Linked DNA regions of Homo sapiens: region 2 is linked to region 1. Evidence: read pairs that join two places in POLR2A ChIA-PET (ENCODE). Cell type or tissue: CD4-positive, alpha-beta T cell. All regions are shown on one strand. Each heading gives the region's core, and the rest is flanking DNA. Links, peaks and the distances in the headings are about the cores only.

Evidence for each region. Peaks named below come from ENCODE experiments on the same cell type or tissue, not always from the same donor. Only the 100,000 strongest peaks of a DNase experiment are listed, where the experiment ranks them.
Region 2: POLR2A ChIA-PET joins it to region 1 with 5 read pairs; 2 of 35 experiments call an interaction of 5 or more read pairs at or near these places.

The regions. Positions count from the first base shown.
Region 1 is chr6:109,033,596-109,042,127 of GRCh38, reverse strand. All of the region lies in intron 1 of SESN1 (sestrin 1), which reads left to right. It also overlaps a transcript of ARMC2 not described here. Among named protein-coding and RNA genes, the nearest start is that of SESN1, 57 kb to the left of the region's middle. In CD4-positive, alpha-beta T cell, for the core only: a CTCF peak has its summit at 3,290; a DNase peak (open chromatin) is centred at 5,417; H3K27ac peaks cover 473 bases.
Region 2 is chr6:108,966,463-108,974,994 of GRCh38, reverse strand. ARMC2 (armadillo repeat containing 2) reads right to left here. Exons shown (of 18, transcript NM_032131.6): 18 at 519-1,638. The coding sequence ends at 1,481. Among named protein-coding and RNA genes, the nearest start is that of ARMC2-AS1, 47 kb to the right of the region's middle. In CD4-positive, alpha-beta T cell, for the core only: no CTCF peak of the experiment used is centred there; no DNase peak of the experiment used is centred there.

The DNA of each region.
Region 1 (8,532 bases), core at 2,316-7,315:
GATACCTCCTCTTTCACTCATGAATTATTTCTGAGTGTGGTGTTTAGTTTGCAAATGTGTCCAGGCTTCCATTTTCCTATTATCTTTCTATTATTTACTTCTAGTGTGATTTCGTTATGATCAGAGAACACATACTTTGCATGATTTTCATTCTTTTAAATATATTCAAATTTATTTTATGGCCATGATGTATTCTGTTTTGGTATATATTCCCTGAGCATGCTAAAAGGCTATGTATTTTCTTATTAGGTAGAGTATTTTATAAATGTTGATTACATCCTGTTGGTTTATAATATTGTTGAGTTCCTCTACATTTTTGCTGATTTTCTGTCTAGTTGTTCTAGCAATTGTTGAGAGAGGAATGTTGAAGTCTCCTGCTATAATTATGGATTTGTTTATTTCTCCTTTCCGTACTACCAGGTTTTCCTTCATATATTTTACAGCTCTGTTTGGTGGATGTACATTTGGGTATTGCTATATATTCTTGGTGGGTTTAACTTTTTATCATGATATATAATGTCCCTCCTTGTCTCTGGTAATTTTCTTTGCTCTGAAGTCTACTTTATTTGGTATTAATATAAAAATTCCTGCTTTTTCAAAAAATGTAGTAAAACAACAATTATGGTAAATAACTTCTACCGCTTTTTCATTGTCCTCAAAATCCCTCCTTTGGCTTAATAGTTACTTGTTAGTGGCGTAAGTACTTGTACAAGTATGTTTGGTAGATTTACTGAGTTGTTGGAGATGAGAAATAGCAAAAGGTCATCTGCTATTTTTATGTTGCAATTTTATTTTATTTTTTTAAATTATTATTTATTTAGTTTTTGAGACAGAGTCTCACTCTGCCACCCAGACTGGCACAATCACAACTCACTGCAGCCTTAACCTTCTGTGTTCAAACAATCCTCCTGCCTAAGCCCCCCAAGTAGCTGGGACTATAGGTGCATGCCACAATGCCTGGCTAGTTTTGGTTTGTTTTTTTTTTTTTTAATAGAAACAGGGTCCCACTATGTTGCCCAGGCTGATCTCAAACTCCTGGGCTCATGCTAATCTCCTTCCTCAGCTTCCCAAAGTGCTGGGATTATGGGCATGAGCCACTGTGCCTGGCCTGCAATTTGAAATGATGCACACTCTGTAAATTGAGGGTATGTTATTTTAAAAATTTATGCTAGTTTGGGCCAGGTGCGGTGGCTCACGCCTGTAATCCCAGCACTTTGGGAGGCTGAGGCGGGCAGATCACGAGGTCAGGAGATTGAGACCATCCTGGCTAACACGGTGAAACCCCGTCTCTACTAAAAATACAAAAAATTAGCTGGGCGTGGTCGCGTGCACCTGTAGTTCCAGCTACTCAGGAGGCTGAGGCGGGAGAATCGCTTGAACCCAGGAGGCAGAGCTTGCAGTGAGATGAGATTGCGCCACTGCACTCCAGCCTGGGCGACAGAGCGAGACTGTCTCAAAAAAAAAAAAAAAGATTATGCTAGTTTGTCACATATATGTTTAACAGTTCATTTGTTTTCAAGAAGTTAAATTCAGGGAAGCGACACCAAGAATTCCTGTTTTAATTTAATCATTGTAGTGGGACACCTGATGTAATTTGCTGGCGTTACCCTAAGAGTCCTTGGACAAGTATGTACACAAGGAATGAGAATGGCACAACTAAAATGATAAATTCTTAGTAACTTTCCCACATTTAACAACTAAATTGACAGAGAAATCAGAAGTCCAAAACAATAAATGAAACCTTTTAATCCTTCTTCAACCCCAGTAATTTATTATTACTCCCCCTAAAAAATCCTCAGTCGTAATACTTTTCTGCATAATTTGTTCAAAAAGGTGTATTTAAATATAATAAAAAGGAATGTCATATAAAGGAGAGGAGACTTGCCAAACTAGATTATTTCTCTTGTGAAAGAAGGGAGAGTTGGGGGTTGTGGTGGGGGTAGTTGTTGCTTAACTTTTATTAGTTCTGTAGTTGAAGACTAGCAATTCAAATAATAATCTCTTATCTCATGACTGAAGTTTTTACGCTAAAGATAATACTGTACTTGGTATCAGTAGGCCATCTCTTTCCAGGTAATTGTTTTCCCAGTCGTGGTTCCTAAGTGAGCTCAGCCATACACATTCTCTCACAGTCCTTCATTTGACTGTTGGTACATACACATTTGTGAAATCCCAGCCACAGCTGTGATGCAGTCTGTGGCCATGAAATAATCCCCCTTGACTGTGCTTTCTCCTCTCTCCCATCCTGCTTCCTTTTCAGAGTTGAAGCCACAATAATTCACTTCACTAACTTATTTTCTATATGAACAAGACTCTAGTTAAGACAATAGAAAGATCAACAAGGTTCTTAAAAAACTGAATTGGTAGCTAAAATAACTTTTACTAGAAACTTTGTAGTTTATGAAAATACTGGTTCTCGTTTCTAGTAACTCATTTCGCCATTTGGGTTAGCAAGTTTAGAATCTACAAATGTAAATCATCTATATATTTTGGTTTTTAATCCCAGTGATGGGACTATGACCCCTCCACTTGAGATGTTTTAGTAGTGCTTATCAAGATAAAGATAGCCAGTGCTTGCTGGCAGTACTCAGTAAGAAAAGTCACCAGACAGCTCTGTGATTTGCAGATTTGATGTTCTTGCCTCCAAGTTGTCTTAAATTGGACCTCATCTTGAACTGAAAATCGTGAAATACAATGATGATACTTTGACATTAATAGTTACTGTTTGTAAAAGTGAAGGGAAATTACAGAAAATTCTCAGTTAATCATGTTTGAGAATGTAAGATGGTATGATTAATAAGCTATTATGACTTAAATGATTTATGCAGTATATACAATTTATATTCCATACAAATTTGTGAAGTAGGCAAAATTTATCTTTGGTCATGGTCTTCCCTACCCTCTATAGTATCCCTTCCTTGCCCTCAGGCACAGAGCCTCTTCTTTCTTCTTCTTCTTTCTTCTCCTCCTCCTCCTTCCTTCTCCTCTTCTTTCTTTCTCCTTCTCCTCCTTCCTTCTCCTTCTCCTCCCTCCTTCTCCTTTTCCTCCCTCCTTTCTTCCTCCTTCTTGTTCTCCTTCTCCCTCCTTCTTCTTTCTTTCTCTTTTTCTTTCTTTCTCTTTCTTCTTTTCTCCTCCTCCTCCTTCTTCTTTTTCTTTTCCTTCTTCTCCCTTCTCCCTTCTTTTCTTCTTCTCTTTTCTTCTCCTCCTCCTCCTCCTTCCTTTTTTCTCCTTCCTTCTTCTTTTCCTCTTCATTTCTTCTTCCTCCTCCTCTTGCTCTTCTTTTTCCTTTCTTTCTGCCCCAATTGCCGTCAGAATCTGCTCTTAGGGAAGTAGCTGATCCCTACAATGGAGTTACCTCATTCATACACTTAACTTATGCAAATTTAACTATTCTTGCTTATTAAAAATTTCTTAAGGTAGGGCAGAAAATATTTTAAATATAAATTGCATAGGCAATTCTGTCCCACATCCCACTCAGAGCATATGCCCCTAAGTGGGTGTGAAATGAGAAACAGAAATGTGTTGTATTCCCTTTGGTCTTGAATTCCTGCTTGCTTCTCTTAGAGTCAACATCTCATTGTGCTGTAGGTAATTCAGGTGCTAAAGACTTGTGTTGTTTTTTGTTTTTTGAGACAAGTCTTGGCTTTGTCTTACCCAGGCTGGAGTGCAGTGGCACGATCTCAGCTCAGCTCACTGCAGCCTCTGACAACCAGGTTCAAGCAATTCTCCTGCCTGAGCCTCCCAAGTAGCTGGGACTATAGGCATGTACCACCACACCTAGCTAATTTTGTATTTTTAGTAGAGACGAGGTTTCACTATGTTGGCCAGGCTGGTCTTGAAATCCTGACCTCAAGTGATCTGCCCACCTTGGTCTCTCAAAGTGCTGGGATTATAGGCGTGAGCCACTGTGCCCAGCTGGCTTGTGCTTTTTTATACAAAGCCCCTAAATACAAGCCAGTGACTCCAACTAGTGCTAGAAAATAAAGTCATCTGTTCTAATGCTGCAGGACAAAATGTCTACTTTGGCCTTAGTTAAGAAGTGGGCTGTCAGTCTCTAGCATGGAACCTTCCAGAAGAGATTTTCAAGAATACTCATATAGACATGATTTTGACCTTAAATGCCTACCTAAGGTTTGAATCCATTATATTGCTTAATGATTTTTCTATTTTTCAGGGTACTTGCATTTTAACAAAAGATAATGGAATTAGTCAGCTTATAGAATTATAGGCATCGTTGAACATCAACTAAATATGTAAATGGAAGATGACTAGGTATCATTTTACTATTTTTATCTCTGAGGAAGAATCTGGGTGACAAGTTTCTATGCCTTTTTTTTTTATAATAGCGCTTCTGAAATTATACCAAGCAAGCAGCCATATACTCTAGTAAATCATAAGGCCAGCCTTGATTTTATTGATGATTGTCCAAGTTTCTAAAAACTATAATATGATAAATATTTCAACATTAAAACCATATATTTTGCCTCTGGTTCTCAATTTCTTCATCTATAGAATTAAAGTATTAATACTTAGATGCTCCAAATCTATTCTAGCTTCACCCAACTTATAATTGTTTTAGCTCTGAAATTCTGTAATTATTACATCACATTGGACTAGATGCTGAATATATTAATAATTGCATTGTGTAATGGAGGGAATTTTAACATCTTGGTGTATTTCAGAATCATCCCCGTGAATTAAGGTTGCTTTAATTATTGCTCTGCAAAGATACTAATTAGTGGAGTGTTATGGTTTCTACGGCCTAATAATGTTTCCTAGGTGAAATAAAAACATACTTCTTTTCTGTGCCCTAAATTCCAATTTAAAAGGATAAGAGAAAAAACAAAATTTTTATAACCTTAATGGACATTTTAGCTAAGATTTTGATTTGAAAAGTACATTTTAATAGAAAATAGTAGTGCAATATTGTTGCATCACAGAGTCTTAAATAGCGTGGTTCATAAGTGAGGTAACTTGTTTTTCTGGACTTATGGCCCATTGGGGAGGGAAAGATTGTCTTTACTACTTAGAAAGTTTTCATGCCTTTTTATGCTGTATCAGGAATATAACAGCTATATTTTGGCAGCACATTATGGGCGGGGGCCCTGTAGAAAAAGACAAGGGACCTTGATCGGTAAGTTTCCTAACTGAGGTGCTGAACCAAAGCCAAAGAAAGTTTTTAAACATCTGTAAACCTTTTTGTTAGTACTGATGGGGCAGTATGCCTATTTGTCTCTCTCAGATTTACGACTGTTTTATTATTTTACTGTAATTATTTTAAGAGCATTTTTATTAGGCTAGAAAGAGAGCTGTAAGTGAACATATGATACTCTACTAATGGGGAACAGGTGAGAATAATAGCGCCACTGGAAACAAGAAAGCTAAAATTGTGGTAGCACTTCCTCCAGGTATTTAGCTTAGGCTTAAGCAGAGTTGTCTGAAAGTTAACAGGAAAAGAAACTACTTGTGAAGTGTTAAAAACCACAACCTAAAAAAAATTTTTTTTATCATATCATATTATAGTGTATTAAGAACTACTTGTCACAGTTAAGCTGGTTTAGTAGTATTTGATAAATACACTTTCCCTCAAACCTCAGATAAAAACAAACAAAAAACACTAGATCCCAGCATCAGAAACTGGTTTGTTTCTTTTTCATTCTCCTGGAGCCAAGTGTGTAACAATATTAGTGCCATGCCATCTTTTATTAGGCAAAGAATGATGGTTAAGCTTTCCATTCCTCACAAAAGGACTACAGTCTAAAGTTAAAATTCATATTAATTATTTGAAACTCTGAACTTACTTTTTCACTCAGACAAATCGTAAAGCCAACCCACAAAAGCTGATTTTAACTGCATAGGTTTGCTGAACTATAAAGCTGGAAGCAGTAATGACATTTAGATTCTATTTTAGCAATGTTTCTATGAAAAAAACTAAATTTTAACTGAGAATTCCAACAACACTCCCTCCCTCCCCATTCTGATGACTCCTCTCTTTCCTAAGTGTACCTTGGTAGGAAAAGGTCCTAATAAGAGGCTAGAAGAGGGTGGAAATTCTGAATGGGGCCTAGAATTGGAAAAGAATGGTGGGGAGTCTTGAGGGTTTCTGAAAGTCTTTGATTTTAATAATACAAAGGGCAGATACAATAAGGAGGGCAATTACTATGCTCTGGGAGTTACAGAAGTTTAGTAATGAGCTTGTCCCTATTAATCATTAATATGTGATAGTGGTGCAGTGGTCACGTCTGTAATCCCAGCACTTCAGGAGGCTGAGGCAGGAGGATCACTTGAGGCCAGGAGTTTGAGACCAGCCTAAGTAACATAGCAAGACTCCATCTCTACAAAAATAAAAATAGAAATAAATTAGCTGGGTGTGGTGGCATGCACCTGTAGTCCCAGCTACTGGGGAGGCTAAGGTGGGAGGATCACTTAAGCCCAGGAATTTGAGGCAGCAGTGCATTATGACTGAGCCTGGGCAACAGAGTGAGACCCCTTCTCAAAAAAAGTGACAGAGGTTCTAAGGCTACATGAAGCCCAGTAAGAGTCAGTGACTGTGTTCTTTTCCTTTTCCTTTTTTTTTTTCCCTCTGCCGGGTAGTCACATCTTTGCCTTTGTCCCCAAGAGTCCTGAACACCTTATTTCCTATATTTCCAGTACTAAGGTTCTTCCTACCTACTCCATATGTCAGCTTTCTCCCGACCTTTTATACTCAGTCTTTTACTTCAATCCTATAAGAAAATTTGGGACCACAGAGGTGTAGTGTACAAATTAACAGAGGAAAATTTAATGTACATTTCTTAAAATACCTGACTTAGCTCTCTGAAGTTAGGGGTCTGTTTTATTCAGCATCTAACACACACTAGATGCTCAGCAGGCATTTGTTGAGTAATGAACAAATGAATGCTGTTTTGGGGTCAGTTCTTTTTTGGAGTTGAACTTCTAGGATGAAAAGCAAAATGGACCCTAGAGTGGTTGGGGGTAAAAGACAGGTTAGGAATATGATGTGAACTATAGCAGTGGTGGGGCAGCTGAATGAATCCTCTTGCCCCTTTTCTCTCCCTTAACATTATCTCTTCTTTCTCACCATAAGTTGAGGAAAAAACCTATTAAGAAAATAAGTGAAATTGAAATTCAGATTTCACTTTCTCTGTATTATTTAGGATGAGATTAGGCTTCCAGTGACAGAAACCCTGATATAAAAGTTCTTAAACAGGAAAGTTTATTTTTCTTCCTTGTAAATAAAGGCAATGCAGGACTGGTTTAGCAGCTCCATATAATCATCAGGAACTCAAATCCCTTCTCTGTTGTTCCAACAGCATCAAGATGTGGCTTCTGTCTCTAAGACAGCTCCAGCTCTGGCCATCACATCCACATTTCAGACAGACGAAGAATTTACTGGGAGAATAAGCATATGCTTTCTCACTTTAGTGACATTCACTATGCACACTCCCATTCCCTTTTGTATCTCACTGGCCAGAGCTTAGTAACTTGGTCACACCCAGCTTCAAGGAAAGCTGGATAATATGGTCTTCATTCTCAGTGGCAATGTGCCCAGCTAAAGATTTGAGCTTGTATTAACCACAGAAGAAGGAGAGAATAGATGCTAGGGAAACTACACATTTCTACGATGCTGATCAGTAAATTTTCTTGAAAATATATCAATAATGAAAGATACTCAAAGAATTGATAAATAAGAGATAATATTCAATATTGTATTTAAAATATAGATTCTATAATATGTAAAATCAGTGAGGGTAGATTGTACTTAACACTAAATTATTTACAGATACTTAGTAAATGTTGTAATTGAGAGAAGTAATTATACCATTACAAATACCAAATTTTAAAAAATACATCAATACCTAATAATTTTTATCTCAAATACATATTATTCAAGTCCAAAACACAAAGAGGAGGAGTAAAGTCATGGGTGTTTAAAAAATGCTGTGCTAAGTAATTAATTTATATTCCAAGTAAGACAGGACAGTTGGTTCAATGTACTGTAGCTCTTACTAGGTAGGTCCCACAACTAATATTTACTGACCACTTAGTATTAACCACTCACTGTGCATGATTTCATGTAATCCTGTGGCTCTCTAAGACTGCTATGTTATCATGTCCATTGTGTGGGTGAGGACATTGAGGCTAAGAGAGATTTAATTTATCCTTGTAACCCAGGTTGTTAGACTCTAATGCTGATGCTTTGAGCCTTGCCTCCGCTTCTTTACGAATGCTTAAGTCCATCTGATTGTCATCTTATCACTAACAGAAACATGGCTGGAATCAATTATGAGAGGCACTGTTAACTAAAAGCTTGTTCTTAATTTATTATAAATATTTCTTCTGTCCAGATGGCAACCTGAATCCAGCATTTTGGCACTGTCATACAGTAACTTGCCTGTTTCTAGCAGTTTTCATATTATCAAATTTTGCTCTTAGAACTGTCCTATGAATTATGGCCCCTCCCATTTTACAAATGAAAATCTAAGGCATGAGGAGATAAAATAATGTGCTGGGGTTGCAATCTAGATCTCA
Region 2 (8,532 bases), core at 1,498-6,497, 66 kb after region 1:
AGAAAGATTCTCGTGCCTCAGCCTCGCGAGTAGCTGAGATTACAGGCATGTGCAACCATGCCAGACTAATTTTTGTATTTTTAGTAGAGATGGGGTTTCACCATGTTGGCCAAACTGGTCTCGAACTCACGACCTCAGGTGATATGCCCGCCTCGGCCTCCCAGAGTGTTGGGATTACAGGTGTGAGCCACCATGCCCAGCTGGTTTATTCTAATAGGCTTCAAGAACCCCATTCAGTCTGGGATGCCTGCTCTCATCCCATGAGTCTTGGTGTTTTGTAGGGTGAGAAATGAGCTGTTTATAAAAGCTTTTCTCCAAGCAGAGTAGTAAATTTGCTTTTTGTTGTTGAGATGAGGTCTCACTTTGTTGCCCAGGCTGGTCTTGAAATCCTAGCCTCATGGGATCCTCCCCACTCCGCCTTCTAAAGTACTGAATTACAGGTGTGAGCCAGCAAATTTATTTTTATTTCCAACTCATCTTCATTTGGCTAGTATAGGATAATAATAGTAATCTCAATCTTTTGCTCTTTAATCATTTATTCAAAGGCCAAACTCATCCTACAAAGGATGGCAAGCTAAGAAAGTGCTTGCCATCATAATGTTCTTGAACACCCACTCCACATGATACACTGGACTGGGCCATTTGCCCATTTAATGGTTTGTTCCAAACTACACTACAGTAAAATTGATATGATTCCCATTTTGCAGTTGCAGCTCAAGAAATTAAGTTACTTGCTCCAGGCCCACAAAGCTAGCAGGGGAGAGCATGGATTCAGATTCAGGTATACCATTCACCTAAGCCTGCATTCTTTCTAATACATTACCTCACCTGTCAAACACAGAGAGTTACAATTAGAAGGACTGTCTTAGTCCAGTCATTTTATTTCAAATGAAAATATACTCTCATTTTATCTATTTTACTTATTTAATAAAGAACAGATGGCCCAAAGCAGTTTTCTTTAAGTTTTTCTGCTTACTCCTTCTCTTAATATAAAGACCAAAAAAATACTGGTACCTAATGAGAGCATTTATTATTTGACATAGTAAGAATTAGTACAGATCCTATGTTGTAACGTGTTCCACTCATGTTGCCTACCCTTCTTTCTATATAATCTAACAGCCTTCATTGCACAGTTCATTTAACTTATGAACACTTCAATTCCAAAATTGTTAAATCAAGATTTTAAGACTAGAACTAAATTGTTTAATAGAGAATAGAAGAAAAAGTCATTTACTTGAAAATGCACATATTTTCATCTTACATTTCTCTCAACAGGAAATATAATGTGTATATTCATTTTTCCATAATACCTAACAAGAAGAAATGCTTAATTTTAAAAAATACTTCAGCTACTCACTAAAACCAGTTCTTGAAAAACTTTCCACATTTGTTAATGCTGAAAAAAATGTTCACGTTTGTTACCAGTTCTTAAGAATGAGGGAGACGTGAGTTCTCGTTTCTACTGTTAATCTGCATCATGTTAGAAAGAGGGAATGGGCAGGGGTTCCAGGAAGGTGTGATGTCTCTGAATTCGGTTTAGAAGCTGCTGTGCCACAGGTTTGAATTCTGTTTCCCAATGGAGTTTGTGATAGTTTTTTAGGTCTGGATCAAAACTGCCATCCAGTGCTAGTTCTTCATCTGTATTAGAAAAATTTAAATTACAGCATTATTTAGAAATGTAATCCTATTGAATATAGTTTAATTTTGATGATATGAGTTAAACTCACCCTGGGTCGTCCTTTAATACCAACGTAACACAAGACAGGATTTCAGAGAAGTTCTTTACTCTCTTCTGTTCTTTATGAATACATCATTTTATTTTATTTTATTTGGAGAGGCAGGGTCTCCATGTATTACCCAGACTGGTCTCCAACTCCTGACCTCAAGCAATCCTCCCACCTTGGCCTCCCCAAGTGCCAAAGTGCTGGGATTGCAGGTGTGCGCTACCTCGCCAAGCCCATTAGTTTACAATTAGTCTATTTTGGTATCTTAATTTAAATGGGCAATATTTTTTTCAAAAAAAGTCTGGCCAGTTGTGGTGGCTCATACCTGTAATGCCAACACATTGGGAGCCTGAGGTAGGAGAATTGCTTGAGCCCCAGAGTTCAAGATTAGCTTGGGCAACACAGTGACAGCTCAGAAAAAAAAAAAAAAATCAGAAGATTATCTGGGCATGGGGGCATGTGCCTGTGGTCCCAGTTACTCGAGAGGCTGAGGTCAGGAGAATCACTTGAGCACGGGACATTGAGGCTGCAGTGGGGCACGATCATGCCACCGCCATCCAGCCTAAGAGACACAGAGAGACCCTGTCTCAAAAAATAAAAAATCCAAAATTGAACTGAACCCTTATTTCAACTAATTCCTTAGTTTTTTATATGTAAGTTTGTATCTAAAAGTCAGATCACAATTTCTCAGAATAAACAACGTATTAATATGTTACTTCCTTATGTGTACATAGAAAAATTAATTACTTCAAAGGTTAGGTATAAAAGGAATCAGGAAATCTTTTAGGAAAATAGCTCAGTTAAATTTGACACTTTAAACTTTACTGAAAATCAGAACTTTGCTGGCTTCAAAGCAGCAGGGAAGTAGTACTTTGGAAAGACAACTTTCCACCCCCAAACTCTCTCCATAACTGAAAACTGAGAGACCTTGGGAATCCCAAGGAGTATTAGAATCCCAAGTGAGCCCATGGATAATGCAGAAAAGAACTTGTAAGAATAAAATGCAAAAGTACAACTTCAATTCTTAATCCAAGGAATTCTGGGAACACCATAAATATATTCAATCCAGGTAGGAAGATAAATGACCATAAATATATTCAATCCAAGTAGGAAGATAAATGACCACTGAGGTTTCTGTGCTGATTGCCACAGCAATTTTACATGTTGATGTTGAGCCTCACACTCTGTGTGACAGACTTCAGAAAAGTGCACTGACCTGCCAATCAGATTAGCTCTGCCACTTCCTACATTTGTGACATGAGGCCAACTTCTAAAATGGTAACCACTAAATCCTAAAACAACCACAGATGTTGTTACTTAAATTGCCAACACTTTTTTTTTTTTTTTTTTGAGATGGACTCTCGCTGTGTCACCCAGGCTGGAGTGCAGTGGCGCAGTCTCGGCTCACTGCAACCTCTGCCTCCCGGGTTCAAGCAATTCCTCTGCCTCAGCCTCCTGAGCAGCTGGGATTACAGGCATGTGCCACCACACCCAGCTAATTTTTTCTTTTTAGTAGAGACAGAGTTTTACCATGTTGGCCCGGCTGGTCTCCAACTCCTGACCTCAAGTGATCCGCCTGCCTTGGCCTCCCAAAGTGCTAGGTTACAGGCGTGAGCCACTGCACCCAGCTGCCGATACTTTTTTTTTAAGGGCCAATGAAAATCCTATTACAAAATGCTTCATGACTCTGTTGATATCAGATTTTCTACACTGAATATTTGTGTACATTCACTGTGTACTTTGGCACTATGGGTGTTAGTGTCACCACCCAAAATAAGATAAGGGAGTCTGGAATCCCAGTTTGTACCTTCCTCTCATCACAACCAAGTGGTCAACTATGCAGTTCTGAGATAAGCTCCAGGCAGACACAAACACTTCGGCAAGGAGCTCCATGGAGACCCTGTAAGCAAACCTGGATCTCCCCACCCATGAGATAACTGGGCCCTGAGGGGAGGAGAATGCAGGTGATATGTGGTGCGTTCAGAGCTCTTCCTGTTTGGCTACTTCCAGACAAAAAGAGTCAGGTAGTCTCAGTGATTCAGATTTCATTCCGTTTTTTCGAGACAGAGTCTACTCTGGAGTGCAATGGTGTGATCTCGGCTCACTGCAACCTTCATGTCCCAGATTCAAGTGATCCTTGTGCCTCAGCCTCCCAAGTAGCTGGGACTACAGGCATGTGCCACCAGACCAGGCTAATTTTTTGTGTTTTTAGTAGAGATGGGGTTTTGCCATGTTGCCCAGGCTGGTCTCGAACTCCTGACCTCAGGTGATCCACCCACCTTGGCCTCCCAAAGTGCTGGGATTACAGGTGTGAGCCACAGCGCCCAGCCAGTGATTTCACATTTCTAGGCCATCTTCCTGCTCACTGTTTTCCAGATTTTCTGAACATTAAATTTTGTTGAAAAGTGAATTCTGCTGTATAAAAATAAAATTCTGTTGTATAGAAAATGAATTCTGTTGTATAGAAAATAAATTCTGGGTACGGTGGCTCACGCCTATAATCCCATCACTTTGGGAGGCTGAGGCAGGTGGATCACCTGAGGTCAGGAGTTCAAGATCAACCTGGCCAACATGATGAAACCCCATCTCTACTAAAAATACAAAAAATTAGCCAGGCATGTGGCGGGCTCCTGTAGTCCCAGCTACTTGGGAGGCTGAGGCAGGAGAATCACTTGAACCCAGGAGGCAGAGAGTGCAGTGAGCCATGATCGTGCCATTGCACTCCAGCCTGGGCGACAGTGAGAGACTCTGTCTCAAAAAAAAAAAAAAAAAAAAAGAAAAGAGAAGAAAAAGAAAAGAAAGAAAGAAAATGCATTCTGTTGCAGAAGCCCTTCTTTCCCAAGCTGCTGGCGGCTGAGCAGTGTGGCCTGGGCATGTCATAGTCCCTTCTTTCTCCTAGGGCTTTGGTTAGATTTAGTGGTTTTAGCAAAATCTCTGTTGGGTGAGTGGCTTTTTAAAATCTAATGTCAAGACCATGTTACTTGTCTTGAGGCCCAGCCTATAGTTAATCCACCCTCAAACCATATTAATTCTAAATTGGGTTAGACAAGATAACAAGAATAGCCAAACAGCTACAGGTAAGAGAAATGAGGTCTAAAGTTTCAAAGTAAACACAGCAACATACATTAAAAGTGCCATATCACATGGGGTATTAAATTTTGGAACTTGTACTGCAAAGAGTAGCAGAGGCTGATTGAGTAAAAATTTAGATCTATGATTCAATTTTTTTTTTTAAGAGACAGAGTCTCATTCTGTCACCCAGGCTGGAATGCAGTGGTGCAATCATAGCTCACTGTAGCCTTGAATTCCTGGGCTCAAGTGATTCTCCCACCTCAGTTTCCTGAGTGGCTAAGACTACAAAACACACACACCCAGCTAATTTTTTCACTTTTAGTAGAGATGGGTCTCACTACGTTGCCCAAGCTGGTCTCAAACTCCTAGCCTCAAGTGATTCTCCCACCTCGTCCTCCCAAAGTGCTGGGATTACAGGCATGAGCCATTGCACTCAGCCTTTGATTAATTCTTTTTAAGATTTGAATCATCATAAGTTAGAAACTGTGCTTCACAGTATTTTGCATCATGACTCTGTATACATATACCTACTTATATATGAATAAACAAATGTTTCACATTATAATACTTGTCTTTACTAAATATAATACATTCTGATATTTTCTTTCTTTGCTACTTCATTTTTTAAAGATGCTGGTCACAACCAACTAAATTGTTTTCCTGACCTGCAGTGTGAAAAGTGCTTATTTAGGTAACCAATCATTCTTAAGCTTTCTTTAGGCACAGCATGCTTCCAAATACTAAAATTTGGGGCAAAGTATTAGAAAGAATTAAAAGACCCTAAAATATAAATATGTATCAATGGTCATTACAACACAATCATCATTAGAAGTTTGTGTCCTGCAGCATCTATAAAAGCTTCCTTTACTCACTACACTATTTCCTAGCTAGCTGTTCAGCAGCAGATGGCTGTTTAAGGGATTTATCATCGCCCTGACCATTCTCTTATAAGGCAAAGTTGTCGAATGTTCTAGAAGCACCTGAAAGCTCTTCAACATAGGTTGATGTGATCCTCCAACTTGAACGTGGGGCCCCGCTCTACCCTTGTCACAAAACCTAAGTGCCCACTGCCACAAAACTTAGGATGAACATACAACAGCCTAGTGTACTTCCCATTTGCAACAATAAACTACACACATGGTCATCAGGTGCCAGCTCCCCACAGAGGGGCTCATGGTAGTCTGGAGTGCTCAGCACACCACTAAGAACTTCAGCATCAACACGCTGCTTATGAGCTCATAAGACATGACTGCAGTATAATGGGAAGTTTCAGACCACGTTCTTTTAAAGCCACTTTCCAGAAAGACTGTCAACATTCCAACGATGTTGAGGGTATATTACTTCTCCTTTTTTTCTAGTCACTCAGCAAGAAAAAGTTAGGTAACTTACATTACTATAGAAATTGCCATACCAGTATTTGCAAAAACAGTGTTCATACTTCAACACAGGCCTTGGTAATTCAACAGCTCATCCTGTTTCCAAAATGGCCTGTTTTTGTTTGTTTGTTTGTTTTAGCTATCTTTGTAAAAGAATTGAAATGCAAGTATACTCTCACCCACATGCCCATTTCACTCGCAGCAGTCCCACTGCCCAGACCCAGCCACGACCCGGTCAGAAGTCAGGGTCTGAGTGCTCATTGCCAAGAGAAAAGCCAGGAGGCAGCACAGCCCACCACCCAGCCCACAAGGCACAGTCCCCATGGTTCGTGAAGAGGAGCTCACGTGAGAAACCTGGGATGCATTGCAGTGGCTTGGCTTCCTGAGTGAGCTGTGTTTATTTGCTGTTATCCATGCCACAGTCCCCCTGCACAAGGTGCAGTGGAGTAAGGGTGTTCTAGGTAACGGAGCGGCTGGAAAACACAAGGCTAGTTGTTTGTTTTCGGATGGGAATTCCTGCCTTTGCTACAGTATGACTTCAGGCAAGCCACTTAACTGTCCTAAAACCTACTTTCCGTATCTGTCACCTAGCTGATGGCCTCAGATCTTTCAAAAATAGAATAAACATGCTTTTAAAAGGATATAGCACTATTGAAACAAAGGTACCACCATTGTTAGCCAATCCACATGCAGCTATCAAGTACCTTCTTTGTATGAGGCAATATCCTTTTCCTAAGGTGGTTCAGTTGCAAAGGGGAAATAAGATAAAACTCACAAAATAATAATACAGGATAATTACAGGACAAGTTACACAATTCATGACTGATTGCTATATAAGAAGTATAGATTTCCTATGACTAGCCTACGACTGTGGGCTTGAGAAGCTACGTGGGAAGGGCCTGCACCTGGCTAGGCAGATTGGGATGGGCAGGCAGGAAATGAAACAGAACATGTGCAAAGGCACAGAGGCGGGAGAAGCACAATCAGAAGCCCAGTTAGGCTATGGAAAAGTTGGGAATGGAGCGCAGTCAGCCCTTCGCATCCACGGGCCACGTATCCACAGGTTCAACCAACCACAGACAGAATATTTGAAACAACAACAATAAAAAGAATACAAATAAAAATCACAGCACGACAACCATTTACATAGCGTTCACACTGTAGGTATTATAAGTAGTCTAGAGATGGTTTAACGTGTGCAGGAAGATGTGTGTAGGTGAAATGCCAATTCTATGTCATTTTATATCAGGCACTTGGGCATCTGTGTTGGTATCTGAGGCAGGCCCTGAAACCAATCCCCCCAGATACCAAGGGGTGACTGTAACAGGCAGCAGGGCCCACTAAAATGAAGTGCCTTCCAGGTACACTGCCCCTGCTGAGAAGCCAGCCATGCCCACACCTCCTTCTGATCCATCTTTATGCCACACGGCCCCGGCCCCGCAGCCCCACCATCCTTGTTATTTATGGCTGATTGCCCCAGGCTTGGGTAACAAAGGAAACCACAGATAGCCTGTCACCCGGTAGCTGCTGCCTATGCGGGAAAGCCCTGGGCCATAGGACAGTGACTCACTGAGCCAATCATATCTTCTCCTGGAGTGGGTGACATAGGAAAGTGCCCTGGCAACAGACAGACACAGGGAGGGCAGCAAGTGGAAGCCTGGAGGTAGCTGAAGCCATGATCTAGAAGGAGCCTAGAGAGAGTAAGTGGGGAGAGAATTCTTTCCCTAACAGCAGACACAACACAGCTGGGTCTCCAGAATGGCAGAGCCCAGGGGGCGGAGCTCATGACGCCCACGGCTGAGGGGTCACTTGGGACTCTGGCTCCTGCCTGCCTCTCTGGGAGGCTTTGAGCAGTATCTTGTTTCCTGGCTTCTTTCTTCTCTGTACACTCTTCCCTTAAGCTCCTTTGCTAACGAGAGCAGGGGCTCTCAATCTTAGCTAATAGACTCACCTGTGGAACTTTGAACACAGATTCTCAGCCTCATCCCAGAGCTTCTGAATCAGAATTCCTAGGGCTGGGGCCAGGAAGGTGTTTTTAGTTTTTTTGGGTTTTAACTCCACAGCTGATTTCAATGCTCTACCACCATCGAGAACTGAATTAAGGCAACCTGAACATGCACTTCTGCTCCCTGCAACCTGAGTCAGTTTAATGCTCATGGAGCCGACTGTGAACCTCAATGATTAAAAAAAAATGCTCACTTTTTTTTCCTTATTGTGTTTTAAAACACATGTACAAAATTATATTTACCTGGAAAAACCAAATTTCACATCAACCTAGCAAACCCAATTATTTCAAACAACTCCTGAGTTCCAGTTTCTGTTTAGTAGCACGGTGTTACAACACTTAAAGAGTTTCCAGA